Linked DNA regions of Homo sapiens: region 1 is linked to region 2. A link is an interaction called in ENCODE POLR2A ChIA-PET data of the cell type or tissue named here. Cell type or tissue: OCI-LY7. All regions are shown on one strand. Links, peaks and the distances in the headings refer to the core of each region. The heading gives the core; the rest is flanking DNA. Region 1 holds the start of MIR4511 (microRNA 4511). Region 2 overlaps DENND4A (DENN domain containing 4A).

Evidence for each region. Peaks named below come from ENCODE experiments on the same cell type or tissue, not always from the same donor. Only the 100,000 strongest peaks of a DNase experiment are listed, where the experiment ranks them.
Region 1: POLR2A ChIA-PET joins it to region 2 with 11 read pairs; 9 of 35 experiments call an interaction of 5 or more read pairs at or near these places.

The regions. Positions count from the first base shown.
Region 1 is chr15:65,717,249-65,729,150 of GRCh38, forward strand. DENND4A (DENN domain containing 4A) reads right to left here. Exons shown (of 33, transcript NM_001320835.1): 11 at 11,824-11,902; 12 at 5,600-5,700; 13 at 530-748. It overlaps MIR4511 (microRNA 4511), which reads right to left and starts at 2,084; the gene lies at 1,998-2,084. In OCI-LY7, for the core only: a CTCF peak has its summit at 5,468; no DNase peak of the experiment used is centred there.
Region 2 is chr15:65,769,383-65,781,284 of GRCh38, forward strand. The region is part of intron 1 of DENND4A (DENN domain containing 4A); the gene reads right to left. It also overlaps the pseudogene LOC646358. Among named protein-coding and RNA genes, the nearest start is that of DENND4A, 17 kb to the right of the region's middle. RefSeq lists enhancers at 4,608-4,757, 7,924-7,973 and a silencer at 10,222-10,281. In OCI-LY7, for the core only: no CTCF peak of the experiment used is centred there; a DNase peak (open chromatin) is centred at 4,519; H3K4me3 peaks cover 1,262 bases; H3K27ac peaks cover 2,544 bases.

The sequences.
Region 1 (11,902 bases), core at 630-8,629, 52 kb before region 2:
TTCAAATGTTAAATACTACAAAAGAAAGTAAATATGTATTATAAAACCGGTTGCACTCCAGAACTTCCCAACTTTTTTTACTTCATGGCACAGATAGGAAATATTTGTAAATATTTGTAAAGTACATAATATTTGAAAATATTTGTAAAGTATACTGAAATAAAACAAATGAGGTTATTCAAGCCTGGAGGTGACCATCTCAGGGGTTCCTCTTATCCCCAACACTGCCTGCTGCTCTGAAAGCTGAAAGTATCAGTATCTCAACACACATGTGACACAAAAGTGTAGTCGGTATATGGTTGGGAGGCTCTATACTTTTCTTCTGCATATCTGCTAATGGGATTATATCTAATATGCCTGAAAAATAACTAGTCCTATGGAAATGGGTAACCAACAAAGCTAGTATTCAGATTCTCCTCAAAATAGGTATGTATTCTCATAAATATGAGCTATTAATACAGACAGCAAATGAATCATCACAAAGTTAAGCTCAATAACCTGAAAGCTTTAAAACTATGCAGTCACTCACCTTGTAGGGCAAAGAGAGAGGCTGCATCTGTGGCTGTCTCAGATGGGGCTTGTGTTATTGGCCTTAAGTATGATCTGTAACCTTTTAAAATAGAGGCCATGAAAAACAAAAATGCCTCTTGGATTTCCAAATCTATCATGTGCAACCTCTTTCCAGAATTAAAATCATAGTCATTTATTGCTAAATCCATGAGTCCATCATCTCTCGGTCTCTGCTGCACTGTGAAGACATACAGTGTTAGTGTTTTCTCCAAACTCACAAAACACTCATGATGGTACCAATATAATTTTGTTGTATTTTCAAAAGGACCCAAGCTACCTCAACTCTTTGTTTACATAACTTAATCATACGTAAACCTTAGCAAAGCTTGCCATAGCATTTTGTAGTCTCCGTTGAGTAAATTTTATCCAAATTAAACACAAAGCTACCCGTTTATCTCACTACCACCAGGAAAAAAAAAGCTCAGGTCGGTCATGGTAGCTCATGCGTGCAATCCTAGACCAAGGCAGGAGGATCACTTGAGGCTAGGAGTTCAAGACTAGCCTGGGCAACATAAGAGAGATTCTGTCTTTACAAAATTTTTTTTAAGTTCATGTTCTAAAATAACTATATATAAGTTAATAATGATTGTAACCGAGAAGGCAATAGAATATAAGAAAGCTGTTCAACATAAATATATATCACTCATAGGCTCACCAAGTATTGGCATTGTTCAGAAAGAATCTGAACAACCATGTCATCTATACCTCCCACACCACTACTATTTTGCACATGCCCTGAGAGGGGAAATGACCTGACATACGAATAAGGAGAATAATAAAAAAGGAACATAAACCCAGATCTCTCAAATCTTCATACAGAATTGTCTCCATTGTTCTCTCACCATCAAGTGATTATGGTGAGATTATACATAAACTAGTACATTTGAAAATATTTCAAAAACTGCCCCCCTTTCCCTCAAAAGTTTTGCATGTTTTTTTTCCTTTTTTTTTTTTTTTTTTTTTTTTTTTTTGGTTTTTTGAGACAGAGTCTTGGTCTGTCACCCAGGCTGGAGTACAGTGGCACGATCTCAGCTTACTGCAGCCCCTACCTCCCGGGCTCCAGAGATTCTCCTGCCTCAGCCTCCTTGGTAGCTGGGATTACAGGTGCCCATCACCACGCCCAGCTAATTTTTGTATTTTTAGTAGAGACGGGGTTTCACCGTGTTGGCGAGGCTAGTCTCGAACTCCTGACCTCAGGTGATCCGCCTACCTTGGCCTCCCAAAGTGCTGGGATTATAGGCATGAGGCACCATGCCCAGCCACTTTGCATGTTATGTGCACATACTTGCTCTCACACTCTTTCCATATGAATATATATAAAACATACATATTTTATATAATACATATATATGTCTTTTTCAAAGTGGCAGTGACATTCCCTCTTGTATTCATTCATGTTTTTGTCTTACATATTGAAAACAGACTTTTAAAAAAAGGGAAAGAAGAACTATTGCATTTACCCTGTGCAAACTGAGTGCAGGGCAAATGCAACAGTTCTTCTTTCCCTTTTTTTTTTTTTTAATATAAGTACCTGCAGGAAGAACACACAAGGATTAAAATATAAAAAACAATTCTTCTTCCTGGACAATTCAATGCTAAAGCCATTAGATAGTAAACATGTAATTTTATAGTAGAGAAGTCTAGTAGACACCACCTTAATCAAGTGATCGAAGTGAATATCTTCATCAATAATGGGACAAAGCAAAATAGTGTGCGATCTGATATAAGGACGCAATGAGAGAGACACAGCATCACTTCTGTGATATTCCTGTCAAAGATGTGTGACCTGGGCCGGGTGCAGTGGCTCACATCTGTAATCCTAGCACTTTAGGAGGCTGCAGTGGGAGGATCACTTGAGCCCAGAAGTTCAAGACCAGCATGGCAATATAGTGAGATCCCATCTCTACAGAATTTTTTTTTTTTTTAATTAGCTGGGTGTGATAGCTTGTGTCTGTAGTCCCAGCTTCTCAGGAGGCTGAGATGGGAGGATCACTTGAGCCTGGGAGCTTGTGGCTGCCATAAACCGTGATCGCGCCACTGCACTCCAGCCTGGGTGACACAGTGAGACACCCTGTCTCAAAAAAAAGAAAATAGATGGGTGGCCTGTATTTATTATGAGAATGCTCAGACAAACCCACACCATGGACAATTCTACAATGGTAAGTATAATCTTCAAAGATGGCAGAGAATCTGAGGAACTGTTCAGAAGGAAAGGCAAATAAAGAGACTTGAAACTACATACAACACCTGATTTGGAACTGGATCCTTTTGTTATAAAGAACATTAAGATGATAACTGGCAAAACCTGAATGTGGTCTGAGGATTAGGACAGCAGTAATTCTCAATGTTAATTTTCTGATTTTTATGGTTACATTGTAGTGATGTCAAAGAATGTACTGGGTAGGAAATACATTCTATTCAAATGTCATGAAGCATCTAATGTCAAAGGGTCAGGAAAAAAGTTTGTTATTACTTCAAAATTTTAAAATATAAGGAACAATTAATCGTCTTCGAGAGTTTTTGGAGGAGTTCTTATTGTCTAAAAAAGTGAAAATACTGGAAGAACGTAAGGCATTGGAACCAGAAAGCCTAGGATTTTTTTTTTTTTTTTGAGATGGAGTCTCACTCTGTCTCCCAGGCTGGAGTGCAGTGGCACAATCTTGGTTCACTGCAACCTTTGCCTCCCAGGTTCAAGCTATTCTCCAGCCTCAGCCTCCCAAGTAGCTGGGACAACAAGCGTGCACCACCACATCCGGGTAATTTTTGTATTTTTAGTAGAGACGGGGTTTTACTATGTCGGCCAGGCTGGTCTCGAACTCCTGACCTCAGGTGATCCACCTGCCTCGGCCTCCCAAAGTGCTGGGATTACAGGTATGAGCCACTACGCCCAGTCAAGAAAGCCTAGGTTTTAATCCCAGCTTCATCCTTGTTAACTGTATGATCTGTGAGAAGCTACTATACGCCTCCTTCAATCTCATTCTCATAGCTGTAACGTAAAAGAATGTATGTGAATGTGCTCTGAAGCTATAAAGCGTTAGAGTCCTTAATTATCAGTATTATTTAAATGTTTGTAGTTTTAACCTTTGAGATTCTGCCTTTCACAAAAGTTGAATGGGCTGTTTCATTGATTATATATATATATATATATATATATATATATATATTTGTACTTTTTGCAGAGACAAGGTTTCAGCATGTTGCCCAGGATGGTCTCAAACTGCTGGACTCAAGCGATCTCCCTGCCTCAGCCTCCCAAAGTGCTGGGATTACAGGCCTGAGCCACCCTGCCCAGCCAATGTTAATAATATTTGAATATTGCTACAATAGCTGTTGGGCTTCTTAGCTATTCAAAAGAAGTGCAAACACTTTTAGAAAGCAATTAACTAGGTAACAAATGATATTACATGCATGATTTATTTGTTCCATAAGGCAAAATTTTGTTACGTTTTATGTAATTTGTTTAATATCCCAATACTTATGAGCTACTTTGGAATCATCTACTTGTTATGAAGTGTACTTTGTAAATACTGTTTTTATCCATGTCTATTTCCAACTACACTATACACTATGATGAATCCTCAAGGGTGTAGGCTACCTCCTATGCTTATGTTGTACCTAAACATAAATGTGTATTACATAAATGGGTCATCTGCTATAATACCAAGAAGATCAGATAAAGAAATGAAGGTTTAATTTTCCTTAACAGTAGAAAAGAGCATGGTGATAAAGCATTGCGAGGCATTTGGACTTAAAGATAGCTTTAATGACTCCACTTAAAAAAAAAAAAAAAAAAGAAAGAGAAAGACGACGTCTCACTCTGTCACCAAGGATGGAGTGCAGTGGCATGATCACGGCTCACTGCAGTCTTAACTCCCAGGCTCAAGTGGTCCTCCCGCGTGGTCCTCCTGCCTCAGCCTCCCAAGCAGTTGAGACTACAGCTACATCTTAAGGAGTCAAATACTGCTATACCACTATTGACTGTACTTTATATAATAAGTATTAAGTTATGGATTCTGAATGGGTCATCTGCTATAATACCAACAAGATTAGATAAAGAAATGAAGGTTTAATTTTCCTTATCAGTAATTCTGGACAAGTCAAGATATATTCTCATATAAGCTTTTTAAATAGAAATATTCCATATCCTAATCAATTTTCATTTTGATTAATTTCTTAATGCTATTGGCAAACTTCGATTTTCAAACTTTAAGATAGGCACACAGAAAAATAAAAAACATTTTTAAAAGATAAGCACAGCATTAAGATCCACTGAAGGTGAAAAGCTCTTACCCCACTGATACCATCAGCATTTTCTAATGTAGTTTACATCATTTGTCTTCGATTTTCAAAACTAACTTTCTATTCTGTGTATGAAAAAAATAGGCCAGGCATGGTGGCTCATGCCCGTAATCCCAGCACTTTGAGAAGTCGAAGAGGGAGAACTGCTTGAGCCCAGGACAACATGGTAAGACCCTGTCTCTGTAACAAATTAAAAAATTAGCCAGGCGTAGTGCCTCATTGTGTCTGTAGTCCCAGCTACTCAAGAGGCTGAAGTGGGAAGACTACTTGAGCCCAGGAGGTCAAGGCTGTAGTGGGCCATGTTTGTGCCACACACTATAACCTGGGTGACAAAGCAAGACCGTGTCTCAAAAGAGAAAAAAAAAACAATATAAAGGTGGAACCCCACATTTTTTCCATGGTATTTCAGTAACGGTAAAATAAACCACCTTAACATCCTTTTGAATTTTATTATTTTAAGATGGTTCTATAAAAATTTGGTAGATATAATATACATATTTTGCATTCCAGCCTGGCAACAGAGCGAGACTCCGTCTCGAAAAAAAAAAAAATACACATTTTATAAATCTCTCATTCATCTTCTAACAAATTTTGCTTTAATGATCATCTGCCTTTAAAATGGTAAAACCGCTTTCTGCTAGATAAACATTATTCTTTTATAAGTAAGGCAAAGTAATTGGAGTCCCTTTTTCAGATTAAATTACCTCCTTTAATTAAGTTATCCACTTACATTTTGCCAATTGCTGATGCAAATTATTCAGTGTGTTCATCAGATTTTTACATGGCTTCTTTGGAAGTATCTTCCAGGCTACATTTTTCTTGTCACCAATTCTAAGATTAAATAACAACAGGAATATATTTGTTACATGGTCTTTTGGAGGGGAAAGGTATATATCTGTTATATATAAAAACGGGAAAAGATTAAACACCTTGAATGAAAAATGAAAAACAAAATATTTGCATTAACAAGAGAAAAATCCTACAGGGGTAAATTGGCATGTTGAATATACAAAAATTAATTTGTATGAGGGTAGAACCTTGTATTAAATATAGTTCACAAGTTTATATTTATACTGAGTAAATTCCAGTTGCTTTGGAATCTTGCTAATCACCATAAAGCTTAATGTGGTGATCTTTACTCTTAATCTCCATTTAAGTGTGCTTAGACACCTAAATAATAGAAAAATCCTACCATAAGTTTTTTTCTTAAATACTGTAAGAAAAAGCACTACAAAAACTTTCAGTAAATTCATGATCCACAGAGCTTATCAAAATACTTCGGTATATTTAAATACTTAGTTTCTTAGTTTCCTAAGAGTATAAGTAAGGATCATTTTTGTTTCTTTCAAAAAAGAAATAACCTATTATACTAAATTACTTGAATAAAGCATAATATTGTGAAATACTTATATAACTATAAAAGAGGATATCCGTTAAAAATGATAAAGCAGTTTCCCCCTTATCTGTAGAGGATACATTCCGAGACCCCCAGTGGATGCCTGAAATCACAGACAGTTCAGAACCCCATATTTACTATGTTTTTTCCCAAGCATATATACCTATGATAAAGTTCAATTTATAAATTAGGCACAGTAAGGGATCGATAACAATAATTTATAATAAAATAGAATTATAACAATATACTTTAATAAACGTTATGTGAACGTGGGCTCTCTCTCTCAAAATAACTTATTGTACTGTACTCATGTACTTTCAGACTATAGTTGGCCACAGATAACTGAAACCATGGAAAACCAGACTGTGGGTAAAGGAGGAACTATTGTATCTTTGTTTCTGGGACAGGCTCCTATAATCTCCTTTATTATAGCAATTACAACACAGTTGGTCTCTAAACCATACATGGGGTAGGAGTAGAAAAGAGCATGGTGATAAAGCATTGCAAAGCATTTGGACTTAAAGATAGCTTTAATGACTCCACTTTAAAAAAAAAAACCAGAGAGACAACGTCTCACTCTGTCACCAAGGGTGGAGTGCAGTGGCATGATCACGGCTCACTGCAGTCTTAACTCCCAGGCTCAAGTGGTCCTCCCAAGCAGGCCTCAGCCTCCCAAGCAGCTGAGACTACAGGCGCGCACCCCTACAGCCTGCTAATTTTTATTTTGTAGAGATGAGGTCTTGCTTCGTTGCCCAGGCTGGTCTTGAACTCCACATCTTAAGGAATCCTCCTGGCCTCTGCCTCTCAAAGTGTTAGGATTACAGGCAAAAGGCACTGTGACCAGCTGACTCTACTTTTTTTTGAATCGTTTTTTTTTTTTTTTATTTCAAAAGCAATGAATATTCATTTTAGAAAACTTGAAAAATGTATAGAAAAAGAAAAGAAAAGTAAAACACTCATATTTTAACCACCACAGAACAACATAGCACAGGTGTGTAGTGGAACTTGCTGAACCTTTTTATATTCCCTAAACTTCCTACAGAACAAAAAAGGGCAAATATCACTTTGAAAAGTAAACAAAGAAAAAAGAGTGGGATAAGAAAGCTTAAGCTGAACAAAAATGACTGTCTTGGAATTTGTCCCCTCTATCTTTCCACAAATGAGAATAAAAATAAAGATAGGGCAAAGTCAAACTGCAGATGTCCTGCTGTGAAGGTGTGATTACATTTACAATGTGACCAACAGGATCCTGTGTTATAGTAAGAACGCAACATAGAAACACTTTTTAAAATTATTTTCTTGATGAAACTCAGTAACACAGCTTTCCCACTGTGTCTTACCATTCACTGCATAGTGCCTGTCTTGCTAGACTTAATTATGAGTGTCTTAAGAGAAAGAAGAATATGTGGTTTGCTATTTTATTCCCAGTGCCTAGCAAAAAAAGGGCACTCGGGATATGTTTGTGGCGTAAATGAATGAACAACATCTTGGTATCATCTGATCACATCTAATTACTGTTACTTACTGCTATAATTTCTGCCTCTTTCCTTTGATATCTTCCCTCTAAAACTTGGCTGGGTAAGGGAATTTTTTGAAGTACTTGAGTTTGGTCTATGATCATCTTCTTATAAAAAAGATCATCTTATGAGTAAATGTATATTTACTCATGATGACTTCCACTTACAAGATTACTACATTATTTTATGACATACACATATTATATAGTTACCCAATAATTAGTGGTAGAAGCATTAGTTTTGGAGTCAAACAGTAATGGCTTTAAAATGCAGTTCTGACAACATAAGCTATATGCCCTTTGATAAATCGCTTAAAAATCTAAGCTTTGGTTTCCTTGTCAGAAGGGTTAATAAGAACTACCTCGGCTGGGCGCGGTGGCTCACGCCTGTAATCCCAGCACTTTGGGAGGCCGAGGCGGGCAGATCATGAGGTCAGGAGATGGAGACCATCCTGGCTAATGCGGTGAAACCCCGTCTCTACTAAAAAATTCAAAAAATTAGCCAGGTATGGTGGCGGGCACCTGTGGTCCCAGCTACTCGGGAGGCTGAGGCAGGAGAATGGCAAGAACCTGGGAGGTGGAGCTTGCAGTGAGCTGAGATCACGCCACCACACTCCAGCCTGGGCAACAGAGTGAGACTCTGTCTCAAAAAATAAAAATAAAAAAAATAAAAAAAAGAACCACCTCACAAAGTATGGAGAATAACATGAGATAACTTAGGCTACACATGTAGCTTTACACTTGGTACATACATATTAATTTCTTTCCCTTTCTTCAGAAATTTCTTCATATTTAAAAATAGTCTGTATCATATATACTTAAGACAGGGAAGGGGAAAAGAAACCAAAAATTCCATACTTGGGATTTGTTTTTCTTTCAAACTTCAGGCTGGGGCTTCAGAAATTCTAATTGAAGGAAAGTAGAAAGCTGTCAGTTCGCTAGTCTAGTCCTCCACCGGTTTGGGAGGGTGGTAATGGCAAGAATTCATGAGCACAAACAACTTATCTTTCTTTGATTCTTTAACTCATTAGTGATCAAAGCAGAAAGAAAAGAGCTCAGACCTCAGCAACTTCAAGAAAGAAAGAAAAAATAGTAAGTAGGAAGACAAAATTCTTTTTCTAATTTTTAAATTTTTTGTATAAATGGGGTCTCTTCTGGCCTCAAGTGATCCTCCTGCCTCAGCCTCCCAAAGTGTGGAGATTACAGGTATGAGTCAAGACACCTAGCTGAGAAAATTCTTTTAACAAATTAAGAGACATTGTAAGGTGGAAAATACAATTTATTACCATAATAAACACAGTATACACTCTTACCACTGTTAATTTCAATTAAAAAATATTACATCACGTAACATTAACCTGGCAAGGAAAAGTTGTATTACTTTAATGTTTAAAAGTATTAAACAGTTCTGGTAAAGAATGAAATGTTGATGGTAAAGAATCATTGAATCTATTGATGCCGTATGTAAAATGGCTTTTATGCATAAAATATATTTCATATTTTCTTGGTTAGGCTTTCCATGAATAAAAATTTTGACAGTATGCATGCTTTATAACAGAATACTCATTTTCTGCTAAACTTTTCTAATGGTTTAGGCACTTGAGGTTGTGACATGTGACAAGACTGAGAACTAATCTAAGGTTTCATAATTAAATCGAAAAGCTTTAGGCTGTCTCAGCCCTTTGGGAGGCCGAGGCAGGCAGATCACCTGAGGCCAGGAGTTCGAGACCAGCCTGGCCAACACGGTGAAAACCCCTCTCTACTAAAAATACAAAAATTATCCAGGTGTGGTGGCACACACCTGTAGTCCCAGCTACTTGGGAGGCTGAGGCAGGAGAATTGCTTGAACCTGGAAGGAAGAGGTTGCAGTGAGCTGAGATTACACCACTGCGCACTCCAGCCTGGGCAACAGAACGAGACATTGTCTCAAAAGAATAAAAAGTAAAAAATTTTTTTCAAAAAAAGCTTTAAGATAAAAAGCTCTTACTTAAAAATGGAGAAAAACTGGGTGTGGTGGCTCATGCCTGTAATCCCAATGCTTTGAGATGCCAAGGGGGGAGGATCACATGAGGTCAGGAGTTCCAAACCAGCCGGGACAACACTGCAAGACCCCTTCTCATTTTAAAAAATTAGCCAGGCATGACCGGGCGCGGTGGCTCACACCTATAATCTCAGCACTTTGGGAGGCTGAGGCAGGCGGATCACGAGGTCAGGAGATCAAGACCATCCTGGCTAACATGGTGAAACCCCGTCTCTACTAAAAATACAAAAAAATTAACCAGGCATGGTGGCGGGTACCTGTAGTCCCAGCTACTTGGGAGGCTGAGGCAGGAGAATGGTGTGAACCCAGGAGGCGGAGCTTACATTGAGCTGAGATCGCATCACTGCACTCCAGCCTGGGTGACAAAGCGAGACTCCGTCTCAAAAAAAAAAAAAAAAAAAAAAAATTTAGCCAGGCATGGTGGTACACACCTGTAGTCCTAGCTACCTGGGAGGCTGAGGCAGGAGGATTGCTTGATCCCAGAAATTTGGCAGTGAGCTATGATCATGCTACTGCACTCCAGCCTGAGTGACAGAGTAAGACCCTGTCTCTTTTTAAAAAAGGAGAAAAACCTACTTCACATTTACATATTTAAGTGTAAAAGCTGTACCAGCTTTTGGGCTTTATTAGACTAAATCATAGTTATTATAAACATGTCCTGTGGGTGCAATGTGGACAGTGCATCAATTTCCTCTTCCCTGAATAGATTAAGTATGATTAAATTTAAAATAAGGGACACAAAACAATACAGAATTATAAAAAGGCTTTAAAAATAGTTCCGATAGCTATAACTTACATATAAATTCAGTGCAAAGAAATGAAAACATAAAACCCTTGCATCCCTAGGGTGTAAAGATAATGAAATTATGTATAATTTAAAACTTATTTTAAAATTTTAAAGCATTATTTTACTATGATGAGTTTTTTTTGTTTGTTTTTTTTTGTTTTTTTCTTTTGAGACAGAGTCTCCCTCCGTTACCCAGGCTGGAAAGCAGTGGTGCAATCTCGGCTCACTGCAGCCTCCGCCTCCCGGGTTCAAGCGATTCTCCTGCCTCAGTCTCTGGAGTAGCTGGGATTACCTGCCACCACGTCCAGCTAATTTTTGAATTTTTAGTAGAGACAGGGTTTTACCATGTTGGCCAGGCTGGTCTCGAACTCCTGACCTCAAGTGATCCGTCCACCTTGGCTTCCCAAAGTGCTGGGATTATAGGCGTCAGCCACCACGCCCAGTCTATATTTAAGTATTCTAATAGTATTATAAAAGACTAGAAATAGGATTGAAATATTAATCAAAGAATGGTGTTTTAATTCAATTTGTGATTTCACCTATACTCATATCATTAAAGGGAAATAAACTTTTTCTATTTCTAACCTCAATTTCCCTTTGGCTAAATTTCTTTTTCTTTTTTTCTTTTTCTTTTTTTTTTTTTGAGACAGAGTTTCACTGTTGTTGCCCAGGCTGGAGTGCAGTGGCGCGATCTCAGCTCACCACAACCTCCACCTCCCGGGTTGAAGCAATTCTCCTGCTTCAGCCTCCCGAGTAGCTGGGATTCCAGGCATGCGCCACCACGCTCAGCTAATTTTGTATTTTTATTTTTAGTAGAGATGGAGTTTCTCCTTGTTGGTCAGGCTGGTCTCAAACTCCTGACCTCAGGTGATCCGACCACCTTGGCCTCCCAAAGTGCTAGGATTACAGGCATGAGCCACCGCGCCCGGCCCCCTTTGGCTAAATTTCTAAGCAAGCCTAACATTAAAATGTTTCTTAAATATTGAAAGCCTGAGGATGAAAGGTATAGTCCTTCCAACAAAACCTTCTTTAATACTCTAAATCTACTCCATTGACGCATAATAAGGTCTGATTCAAAGACGGTGATTACCCCACATAACAAGGAAAACAATATATCTTAAAAGAATCCTACTTAACAATCATAAAATATACAGTTACATACATATGCTACAAAGTTGTAAAATATACATGTAGAATCACTAAAATGTACTTACTGAGAAATAGTGTTGGTATCTACATCAACACAACTGACATCTGGTGGAGGATCATAGAGATCAAAGTATCTTGAATCAA
Region 2 (11,902 bases), core at 961-8,960:
TTGTTCCTGTTTTAATTCATTGCTGAATACAACTATATGAAAACTATAAAATGTAGTAAGGTTTAGCAGCTACATGCTCTGAAATCACTTCAGCCAAATTAAAATCCTGGTTCTATCCAGCATTAGATTATCAGATACGCAAATAAGCTCATGGCTTGGGTATTTTAAAATAAGGGACCAAAAAAAGTATAAATTCAATTCAAATAATTTGATGTAAATCACTTAATGAGGTACTCGTCATTTTAAAAAACCAGAAATATGCTGAGTTTGCTTATCTTTTGTTTATTTTATGGTTTGGTATTGATTTTCTTTTCTTTTTTTTCATTTTAGCAGTTTTATTCAACAGATGCCATAAATTAACTACATTCAGAAAAAAATTTAAAGAACAAAGCCACCCTATCCAGCATTCTTTCACTCACAAAGAAGTACCAAAGATATGTTTATGTTCCATTAACCGAGTATGCAGCAAATTCATTAAAATATTACAACTGCTAAACACAGAAGACCAGAAATCAAATAGTTTTATCTCCAGTATACAGGCACCAAAAACTTCAATTTCCAGCTGTTTTTTTTTTCTAATTCATAATATGGAATTACTTACAAGGAGCTTATTCCTATAGGATTAATTCAATTACTCAATGGTGAATAGATTTTAGCTCAGTATTTTTAAAGGAGGACTTGCTTTAAGTTACTATTCTACCTGCTGCTCTATTTCTGCTCACACTTGCATGTGGCCAAACAGATCATGCTCTGATCAGATAAGTATACTATAATCTACTTACATGTTTAGGAGTTGGCATAAGGTTAAAAGGCACAAAGCTGTATTTTAGTATTCATTTTTCTTATTACTTATTTGTAGAAGAACTTCTTTGGATCCTGCTTAAATGATCACCAAGAAACTGCAAATTTCTATGGGGGAAAATGTGAGTCCTCTTCATAAATTTTGGCAGCCCTTCAAGGACATACACATCAAAATTTGGTGGCCTTTAAAGTATTGGAATTGTAAATGACATAACTGCACTTTACTGTTGAAGACCCTTTTAGTTTACTATTTATAGCCATTTCCTCATATTTTCTTTAAAATCTATCAGTATAGCATTTCATTTCTATGCATGTATATGTATAGTAATTCATAAAACTAAATAGCAAAATGATATTCTACATCAGTTCATTTATCTCAATATATATTTTGGAATATAACGGCAATATTAAAAATATCAATTCCCTCTAAGCTGATAATACTATAAGATTTTACACAAAGTTAAAGTTTTTGTTTTTTCTTTTTGAAAAAGTTTCATTGTTTAAAGTCCACATATTTGACACCTTGATAAGGAAAACGTAAATGTGTCATATAACATTTATTCCATCAATTTAAACTGAAGTGTCTCACGGAGCAAAACACTAAAAGAATTTAAATAAAAAAGCAGTAACCTGTATGTACACAAAGTGATCATTCCATAAATCTTTACATGACAAGGGAAAAAATGGAGAATCACTAAAACTGGAAATTGCTACAGGTGTGATAATCCTTTCTCAAGACATTTTAGTTAGGAATCATGCAAGCTTTTAAAATGAAAATAATTGTAGAAGCGTAACTAAAATATTCCATTTTAGTTTTCAGTTACTATTTAAAGGAGCCAGTAGGTCATAAACAGTCCAAGATTTCAGGAACCAACTATTCAGTTTAATTTTCAGTATCAGATCTTTCCCTTCATCTCTCATGATGAAACTAAACTTACTTACAGAAAAAATAAAGAGTACGCTAAAAGGTATAAATAAAAATTCCAGTTCATCCTCCTTTATAAAGACCGGTAAGCCGCTCTAATTCTTTACAGTTGTCCATGCTCAAGGCATCTGACTTCCTTCGGAGTCGATCACCACGGTATACTTTTGCTGCATACTGCATATCTGTTTTTTGTTGTCTTTCTTTCCAGCAGTTATTTCGAATATTAGTCACATAATCTTCCTCCACACTCTTTTCTGCCTTTTGTAATAACATTCCTTTATATTCATTTTTAAAGTCCTTGCTGACATAATAAACACCACCCAAGTTTTCTGTCTGCGTTTTAATAGTTTGCCCTGTTCCAGATCTGGGATAGAAGGAATAAGGAGGATTACAGACCATCAACTGGCTTAATAATGACACGAGGATCAATACAATTATGGGCATCAGCTGGATAAACACAGAAAAACCTCCATCTCCTCTTTCCTCTTCTCTTTCATGTCCACTATGTCAATGCTGATGTTGTTGGCTATAACCAGCTCTTCCATTTGAAAAAGAATGTATACTACCTGAAGGAAATCCACCCCCAAAAAATATATTAAACAAGTCTTCTGGAGTTATATCAACTTCACAAAACCTCTATGGAAATTAAATCTGCCATTGTTTTGGTGGTTACATGCTTGTTCTTCATTGCCCGTGAGGTCATACTGTTTTCGCTTTTCTGGATTACTTAAAACAGCATAAGCATTCCCAACCTTTTTAAAAGCATCTGTTGCTCCAGGTGCATGGTTTTTGTCTGGATGAAACTTCAAAGCAAGCTTTCTATAAGCTTTTTTCAAATCTTCATCACCACTATCTTTCGTAACTCCAAGTACTTCATAGTAATTTTTATATTTGTTTATGCGCAGGCCAAGGGCAGTGGGTAGAGCTTCTCGGCCTTCTGCAGGAAACGCTGGGCCTTCTCGCGGTTGCCAGCATTCAGAGCCTCCTGGACGATGTCGACACATTTCTCAGCTTCATCCCTGTTCCCCTCCATAGCTTGCTCCTTCGATTTTATTTTCAATTACATTAGCAACACCATTATCACTTCAATGTTTGGTGACTTAAAGGTCTAGAGACAGGAAATCATGACTCTGATTCTCTCATTCACTCATCTGACAAATATTTATTGAATACTGAAATGGACATGTATCAGTTTTATTTTTGACCATGTAGCATGTGAACTCCCTTTCTATGTTTAGAAAATCTGCCACTGTATGTATCTTATAAAAAAGGCTGGATGTCCGAACCAATCATGAAAGCAGAAAAAGACCAGATATTTGGCCAGGCACGGTGGCTCACACCTGTAATCCCAGCACTTTGGGAGGCCAAGGCAGGCAGACCATGACGTCAGGAGTTTGAGACCAGCCTGACCAATATGGTGAAACCCTGTCTCTACTAAAAATACAAAAATTAGCTGGGCATGGTGGCACCCGCCTGTAATCCCAGCTACTCAGGAGGCTGAGGCAGGAGAATCGCTTGAACCTGGGAGGCGGAGGTTGCAGTGGGCCGAGATCGAGCCACTGCACTCCAGCCTGGGCAACAAAATGAGACTCCGTCTCAAAAAAAAAAAAAAAAAAAAAAAAAAAAAAGACCTGATATTTGCTCTCCCTATTTAGGGACCAAGCACACAGATTGGTCAATTATATGCACTCATGCAGAATTTGAATCTAGAGCTAAAGTAGCAAAAACAGTTTAAGATTCATTCTCAGGGCTGTTTCCACCATGTGAGGATACACGAAGTCAGCAGTCTGCCACCCAAAAGTGGACCCTCACCAGAACCTGACCTTGCTGGCACCCTGATCTCGGACCTCCAACCTTGAGAACCATGGGAAATCAATTTCTATTGTTTCTAAGCAAAAAAAAAAAAAAAAAAAAAAAAAATCATTCTTAGAGCAGTGATATACAGCACCCAGTGGCAATGCTCCAGCAATGGCATCCAGTGGCATCAACGGTGTGTTCAACAGGAAAAGGATATGGCATAACTTTGGCTATGGTCTAGCCCTGAGGTTTGTTTCATATTTGTTCTCTGAGTCTGGTTCTCTAGTCTTCTAGTCATTTCTGTAAGCCAACCAATATGCTTCCAATAAATTCCTTTTCTTTTGGTTCAGCTAACCAGAATTAATTTCTGTAATTTGCAACCAAGAATCCTAAAATGGTACCTCTACCATGTGGTCTGAAGAACCAGGCACTAAAACACAAAGACAAATGAGACATGACCCTGCCTTACAGCGGTTTAATAGAGAAGGCAGACAAGAAAACAAGCAATATAATACATGATAAGTCTATAACAGGAGTAATCACAGGAAGCACAAGAAGGACACACAGCTTAGGCTTGAGGAGTCAAAAAAGAACGACACCATCTAAATTCTGAAATATCAGTAGGTGATAGAGGAGAGATGGAAGGGGATTCCACATGAAAGGAGGAACAAGCACAATGGATATCACCTTTTCTTTACTCATCATTTCCTTCCTGGACAGTATCAAAAGTATATTTGAATATACCTCAATAAAGTTAGAGGGAAACATATTTGAAAGATAACAGTGACAAAAGGAAGACTGGTCACTTTTGTCGCTTTTATCACAAACCTCATGCTTCAAACATACACACACCACTGCTGCCGCCTCCACAAATCTGGCCAAAACTACTTTCCTTCTCTCCTTCTCATCTCAGTCACTTCACAGAACAGTCAACCTGGGCTTTTTAGGGGTTTTTTTGTTTGTTTGTTTTTGGTTGGTTGATTATTTTTAATGGGGTGGAGGAGGAATCATGAATGAGTGGATAAAGGAATTGAAAAGAGAAGTAAAGGTGTTAATCAACTGTCATCAGGGTAGTGAAGCACAAGGCATTCTGCCAACTGCCTACACTGGTTTTGCTTAACAGTAGGTACAATTTTATGAAGAAAAATACTGATATAAAATGTTTTATTGGCTGGGTGTGGTGGCTCATGCCTGTAATCCCAGCACTTTGGAGGCCGAGGTTGGTGGATCACTTGAGGTCACGAGTTCGAGACCAGCTTGGCCAACATGGTGAAACCCTGTCTCTACTAAAAATAAAAAAATTGGCCAGGCACGGTGGCTCACGCCTGTAATCCCAGCACTTTGGGAGGCCAAGGAGGGTGGCTCACCTGAGGTGGGGAGTTTGAGACCAGCCTGACCAACATGGAGAAACCCAGTCTCTACTAAAAATACAAAATTAGCCAGGTGTGGTGGCGCATGCCTGTAATCTCAGCTACTCAGAAGGCTGAGGCAGGAGAATAGCTTGAACCCAGGAGGTGGAGGTTGCGGTGAGCCCAGATTGAGCCACTGCACTCCAGCCTGGGCAACAAGAGTGAAACTCCATCTCAAAAAAATTAAAATAAAAAATAAAAAAGTTAGCCAGGCATGGTGGTGTGCACCTGTAATCCCAGCTACTTGGGAGGCTGAGGCAGGAGAATCGTTTGAACCTGGGAGGCAGAGGTTGCTGAGTGAGCTGAGATCGTGCCACTGCACTCCAGCCTGGGCAACAAAGTGAGACCCTGTCTCAAAAAAATAAAATAAAAATAAAAATAAGATGTTTTATAAAATAACATATATATGCTATTTTCTCTAAAATTATAAAATTTCAGAATGACATTGATTTTAGAGATTATGTTTTAAAATTACATAGGCTTATACAATGTATTATTTTTGCTTTTTTTAAAAAAAAATTTTGTGGATACTTAACAGTTTTACAAATGTTTACTTTTTTTTTTTTTTTTTTTGAGAGACAAGGTTTCACTCTGTTACCCAGGCTGGAATGCAGTGGCACAATTATAGCTCACCTTAACTTCGAACTCCTTGGCTCAAGCAATCCTCCTGCCTCAGCCTCCCAAGTAGCCACCACACACAGCCCATATGTTTACTTTAATAAAAAATATGCACTTCATAAGCTTTATAAGCTCTACCATTTTCAGTCATCCACTGCATGAAGGTCCAGGCTTATACAGGAAAAACTACCATAAAAGTAAACTAACAAACCAACCACTATTAGAAAAATTTGAGACCCCATCTCTACAAAAAAATTTTTTTAATTAGCTGGGCATGATTGCTCATGCCTGTGGTCCCAGCTACTCAGGAGGCTGAGGTGGGAGGTTTGCTTGAGCCCAGGAGGTCAAGGCTATAGTGAGCTATGATCACACCACTGCACTCCAGCCTGGGGGACAGAGCCACACCCTGCCTCAAAAAGAAAAGAAAAGAAGTCACGGTGGCTCACGTCTGTAATCCCAGCACTTTGGGAGGCTGAGGCAGGCAGATCACCTGAGGTTAGGAGTTCAAGACCAGCCTGGCCAACATAGGGAAACCCTGCCTCTACTAAAAATACAAAAATTAGCCGGGTGTGGTGATGCATGCCTGTAATCCCAGCTACTTGGGAGGCTAAGACAGGAGAATCACTCGAACCTGGGAGGTGAAGGTTGCAGTGAGCCAAGATCATGCCACTGCACTCCAGCCTGGGTGACAGTGCAAGACTCCTCAAAAAAAAAAAAAAAAAAAAAAAAAAGCAATAAAGGAATCTGAAAGCAAATGATCAGTGACATCTCATTCCCAATTCCCAAAATGACATCAAAATTATATAACAAAAAGTGATTTGAGTATTCTACAATGTACAACTGCCTCTTGAAAAAGGCAATCATTACTACCATGTGAAGGACAGGTATGAAAAAAAGTTTTAGTTTAAGTTTCATTAAGTTAAATGGGGTAAAAATTCACTTCAGTCATACTGAACCATTTACAGTTTCCCCCTTTACACAACTCCATGCCACCTTTGCAAATTCAGTTCCTCCTATCAGAATATCTCTATTCCAATGGTCAACTGCTATGTAATATTGGAGACCTGCTCTTCGAAGCCTTCCTTACTGTTTTCTCCATGAGACCGTCATTCTCTTTTTGTATGCTTCTAGAGTATCTTGTACATATCTCTACTATGATTATCCCATTAATATTCCAATTATTTCTTTGAACATCTATTCTTCTCAACTAGATTATGCACTAAGAGTAAGCAATGTTACACCCCCATTTCTGTAAATATCTGTTTTAGCATACTCCCTGGCAGAGAGAAGTCAGTCAATAAATGTTTGCTAAATAAAGAATGATGTGATGTATTAATGGTATTAATATTAAAGAAGGTATATATCATCATACACATATGCTCATAAAATAATGACTCAAACTTCCAATTCTGTATGCAGAAGCTAATCACCTCCATTGTTTTTTACTTAAAAAAGGGAGACATTTTTAGTCTTCACAATAATCATGTATAGATTGGGGATGAAATAATTTAAGTTTCCTACTATATATAAAGCCACTGAGCAGTAACTTTTTTATTTCATAAAAATCATAATTTTTTTAATCATTAAGTATCCCTTTGTATCCACCACCTTTTAGAAAGTCTATTTACCTACACACCTATCCTCTGAGAATTGTATGTCCTGTATCATTCCCCTTCCATAAAAATTGGGCCTGAAAGCCATGTTTTATGAACCTTTGGCTTCATCGGCCACAGTTGATTAGACCAGAAAGAGATACCTGCCTCAGACTCAATTTTCTCCCAGAGGTTCAGAATGAAATCACAGAACCATGAGCGAATATATGAATTTAAGAGTTAGAAGACATGTCCATCCACGTGCAGTGGTGAAAGACAACATGCAAAGTAAGAAAAATGAAGTGGAAAAGCAGGAAGACTCAGAGAAATCATGCTACCCCAGGGTAGTAAGAAAATAGCTGCATGGGGCTGGGCACGGTGGCCTGTAATCCCAGCAAGTTGGAAGGACGAGGCAGGAGGATCACTTGAGGCCAGGAGTTCGAGGCCAGCCTGGACAACACGGTGAAACCCCATCTCTACTAAAAATACAAAAATGAGCCAGCCATGGTGGCATGTGCCTGTAATCCCAGCTACTCAGGAGGCTGAGGCAGGAGAATCACTTGAACCCGGGAAGCGGAGGATGCAGTGAGCTGAGATAGCACCACTGCACTCCAGCCTGGGCGACAGAGTAAGACGCTGTCTCAAAATAAAGAAAGAAAAAAAGAAAATAGCTGCCTGGGTTATAAATTTCCAGTTCCTGGTTTCCCTTCCCCTTCATGAGTCTTGGCTGTACTTCTATCATCGGGTACTGTGAAAACTCCAGCATCTTTGCCTAATGGGAACTAATTTCCCTTTTTGGGTAAGCCAGCTTACATTTTTTAAATTACAAACAATTTTTTTTTTTTTAAGACAGAGTCTTACTCTGTTGACCAGGCTGGGGTGCAGTGCCACGATCTCAGCTCACTGCAACCTCCACCTCCCAGGTTCAAGCGATTCTCCAGCCTCAGCCTCCCAAGTAGCTGGGATCACAAGCACGCACCACCACGCCTGGCTAATTTTTGTATTTTTAGTACAGATGGGGTTTCGTCATGTTAGCCAGGCTGGCCTCGAACTGCTGATCTCAAGTGACCTGCCTGCCTTGGCCTCCCAAAGTACTAGCATTATGGGTGTGAGCCACTGCACCGGGCCACAAACAAAAAAATTGATTAAACAAACCTCAAAAAAGAAAAGCAAAATATCAGTTAATCAAGGAAGCCAAAAAAAAGTTTTGTTTAAAAAAATGGCTGTTAGGCTGGGCACAGTGGCTCACACCTGTAATCCCAACACTGTGGGAGGCCAAAGTGGGCAGATCACAAGGTCAGGAGTTCGAGACCAGTCTGGCCAATACGGTGAAACCCTGTCTCAAATAAAAATATAAAAAGGTAGCTGGGCATGGTGGGATGCACCTGTAGTCCCAGCTACTGGAAGGCTGAGGCAGAAGAATCGCTTGAACCCGGAGGCAGAGGTCGCAGTGAGCTGAGATCAGGCCAATGCACTCCAGCCTGGGCGACAGAGGGAGACTCCGTATCAAAAAAAAAAGGCTGTTAAGCTGGTATCTTCAGATATTCCTCAGCACAATAAAATGAAAAATATTCACCAAACAGCAGTTTCAAACAATATTCTATAAATCCAACTTCAGTGTAGTTATGAGTAAGTATGAATAAAATTCTATTACAAAGTTCTGGTGTCCAGAAAAAATGAGAGATTAATAGGGAATTTCTTAGACTTTATCTGAACAAATTATTTTTTAAAGAAAAATAATATCAGTTACTACAATTTTGACCAAAAAGGGGGTGAGGTTTTTCTTCTCTGGTGATAACAGCCAGTCTTATCTAACAAGCCAAAGTAACACTGTATAGTTTCCCCCACCCATCTACACCCATTTATCTTAAAAACATGACATTTCAGAGTCCTCAACTAAAATACTCAGTGGTAAAATACAGTGACCTAAAAAAAAAAAAAAAAAAGCGTTCCCCAGTACCACAGTCATTACAGCTATACCTCAGAAATACTACAGGTTAGGTTCCACATCACTACGATAAAACCAATATCACAATAAAGGAAGTCACATGAATTTTTTGGTTTCCTAGTGCATATAAAAAGTTATGTTGCAGGCCAGATGCAGTGGCTCATGCCTGTAATCCCAGCACTTTGAGAGGATGAGGCGGGCGGATCACGAGGTCAGGAGATCGAGACCATCCTAGCTAACAGTGAAACTCCGTCTCTACTAAAAATACAAAATTATCTGGGCATGGTGGCACGTGCCTGTAATCCCAGCTACTCAGGAGGCTGAGGCAGGAGAATCGCTTGAACCCAGGAAGCAGAGGTTGCAGTGAGCTGAGATCACGCCACTGCACTCCAGCCCGGGTGACACAACGAGACTCCGCATCAAAAAAAAAAAAAAAAAGGCTATGTTGCTTTCAGCTCAGAGGAGGCCAACATGCAATTAAATACTGACTGCTATAAAAAGGATTTTAGGGCCCCATAAGGTGGTGCATGCCTACAGTTTCAGCCACTCAGAAGGCAGAGACAGTAAGACGGCTTGAGCCCAGGAATTTGAGGCCAACCTGGGAAATATGGCGAGACCACATGTCTAGAATAAATAAATAAAAATTAGAAGGAAAAAAAACCTTTGTTAATCTCAAGATACAAATTCAAGAGAAGGAAAAAGGCCAGGCGCAGTGGCTCACACCTGTAATCCCAGCACTTTGGGAGGCCGAGGCGCGTGGATCGTCTGGGATCAGGAGTTCAAGACCATCTTGGCCAACATGGTGAAACCCCGTCTCTACTAAAAATAGAAAAATTAGCCAGGCATGGTGGTGCACACCTATAATCCCAGCTACTCGGGAGGCTGAGGCAGGAGAATCGCTTGAACCTGGGAGGCAGAGGTTGCAGTGAGCCGAGATTGCACCCCAGCCTGGGAGATAGAGTGAGACTCTGTCTCAAAAAAAAAAAAAAAAGAGAAGGAAAAAAAAGCTGTTTTTTAGTTTGTTTGTTTGTTTTGTTTTTAAAGACAAGAAACTGTTGCTGAGGCTGGGGTGTGTGGCACAATCATAGCTCACTGCTGCCTCAAACTCCTGGGCTCAAGTGATCCTCCCACCTCAGCCTCTACAGGGGAACACTACCATGCCTGGCTAGCTAGGTGGTGTTTTTCGTTTGTTTTCGAGAAAGAGTCTCACTCTGTCACCCAGGCTAGAGTGCAGTAGTGCGATCTCAGCTCACTGCAACCTCTGCCTCCTAGGTTCAAGCAATTCTTGTGCCTCAGTCTGCCAAGTAGCTGGGATTACAGGCATATACCACCATGCCCAGCTAATTTTTGTATTTTTAGTAGAGATGGGGTTTTGCCATGTTGGCCAGGCTGGGATTACAGGCGTGAGCCACAGTGTCTGGACTTTATTTATTTATTTATTTATTTTTGGAGAAATGGGGTCTAGCTATGTTGCCCAGGCCAGTCTCAAACTCCTGGGCTCAAGTGATCCTCCTGCTTGGCCTCCCAAAGCACTGGGATTACAGGCATGAGCCACCACACCTAGCAGGGAAAAAAAAAATTTAAGTAAAGATTTATTGTAACTGTTTACAATAATGGAAGAAGGCAGAGGTATCAATAATTTTTAATGACATATTGCGGGCTCGAGAGATCCGTACGCCTTGGCCTCCCAAAGCGTTGGGATTACAGGTGTGCACCACCCCGCTAGGCCCATTCTGTGCTCTTGTTCAACCTTTCTCTGTAACATGCTTTCATTTATGCCCGAATAAAAAAATATAGTCTTAGTACAGCTACCTCCCTCACACCTTAATCCAAAAGAGAAAAGGCTAGTTAAATGCTACAGTACAGATTAAATGAAGATTAAAAGTAAGTAAAGGGCATTCCTAGAGTTTAAACAGTGCTATTAATAAGAAAAGTATGCTGAATTTTAAATAAGCAACTAATTAAGTGGTACAATTAAGAAATACTAATCATCATCAACACCAATTTCAAATTTGTGACAGGACACCAAATGTTGGACCTCCTAGAAAGACTAATGGTCAACTTTCCATGACATTTTCAAAAGCTAGGGTTGTGTCTTTGATTTTAAAACCCAGGATTAGTTGGTTTGTTCTTTCATTCACTAATTCATAGCCTGGTGGAGAAGATACATAAATTAAAATATTTAAGGGCAACGATAGTTATAATAGCTTACTTACTGAATATTTATTAGTCATAGGCATTGTTCTAAGTACTTTACTTGCACTAGCAAACTTAAGCTTCACAAACACCTTATGAAGGCATCAATAACCCCATTTACAGGGAAGAAAATGAGGTACACAGAGTTAACACAGTCAAACAGCAAAGTCACGTTTCAATCCCAGACAGTCTGGGTCTGGAACCAACTACTTTATCCTGCTTCTCCAATACTATAGTTCATTCCATAAATTCTTACTGAGTGCCATGTCTGGTCTGGGTGCTTGAGCTATAACATAGTTACCAATAGATTATTCTGGGAGGGACCCAATTATCCAGGCAAGAGTATGGATCTGAGAAGGCGTTCTAGAGAAAGTAATGCCCAGCTGAGTCCTAAAAGTTGTAAAGGAGTTAGGTAGGCAAAAAGAAAAAGGAAGGAGGAAACAAAGGCATTCCAGGCAGAAGGACTACATAAGCAATGGTCAACAATCCAGAAATAGTACGTATATTCAGCAAATCTTCAAAAAGTAGCTCTGCAGAGTTGGAGTGGAAAGTAGAAAGCAGAAATTACTAGAGTTAAGATTAGAGAACCAGGTAGAAGCCAAGTCATGGAGAGTTT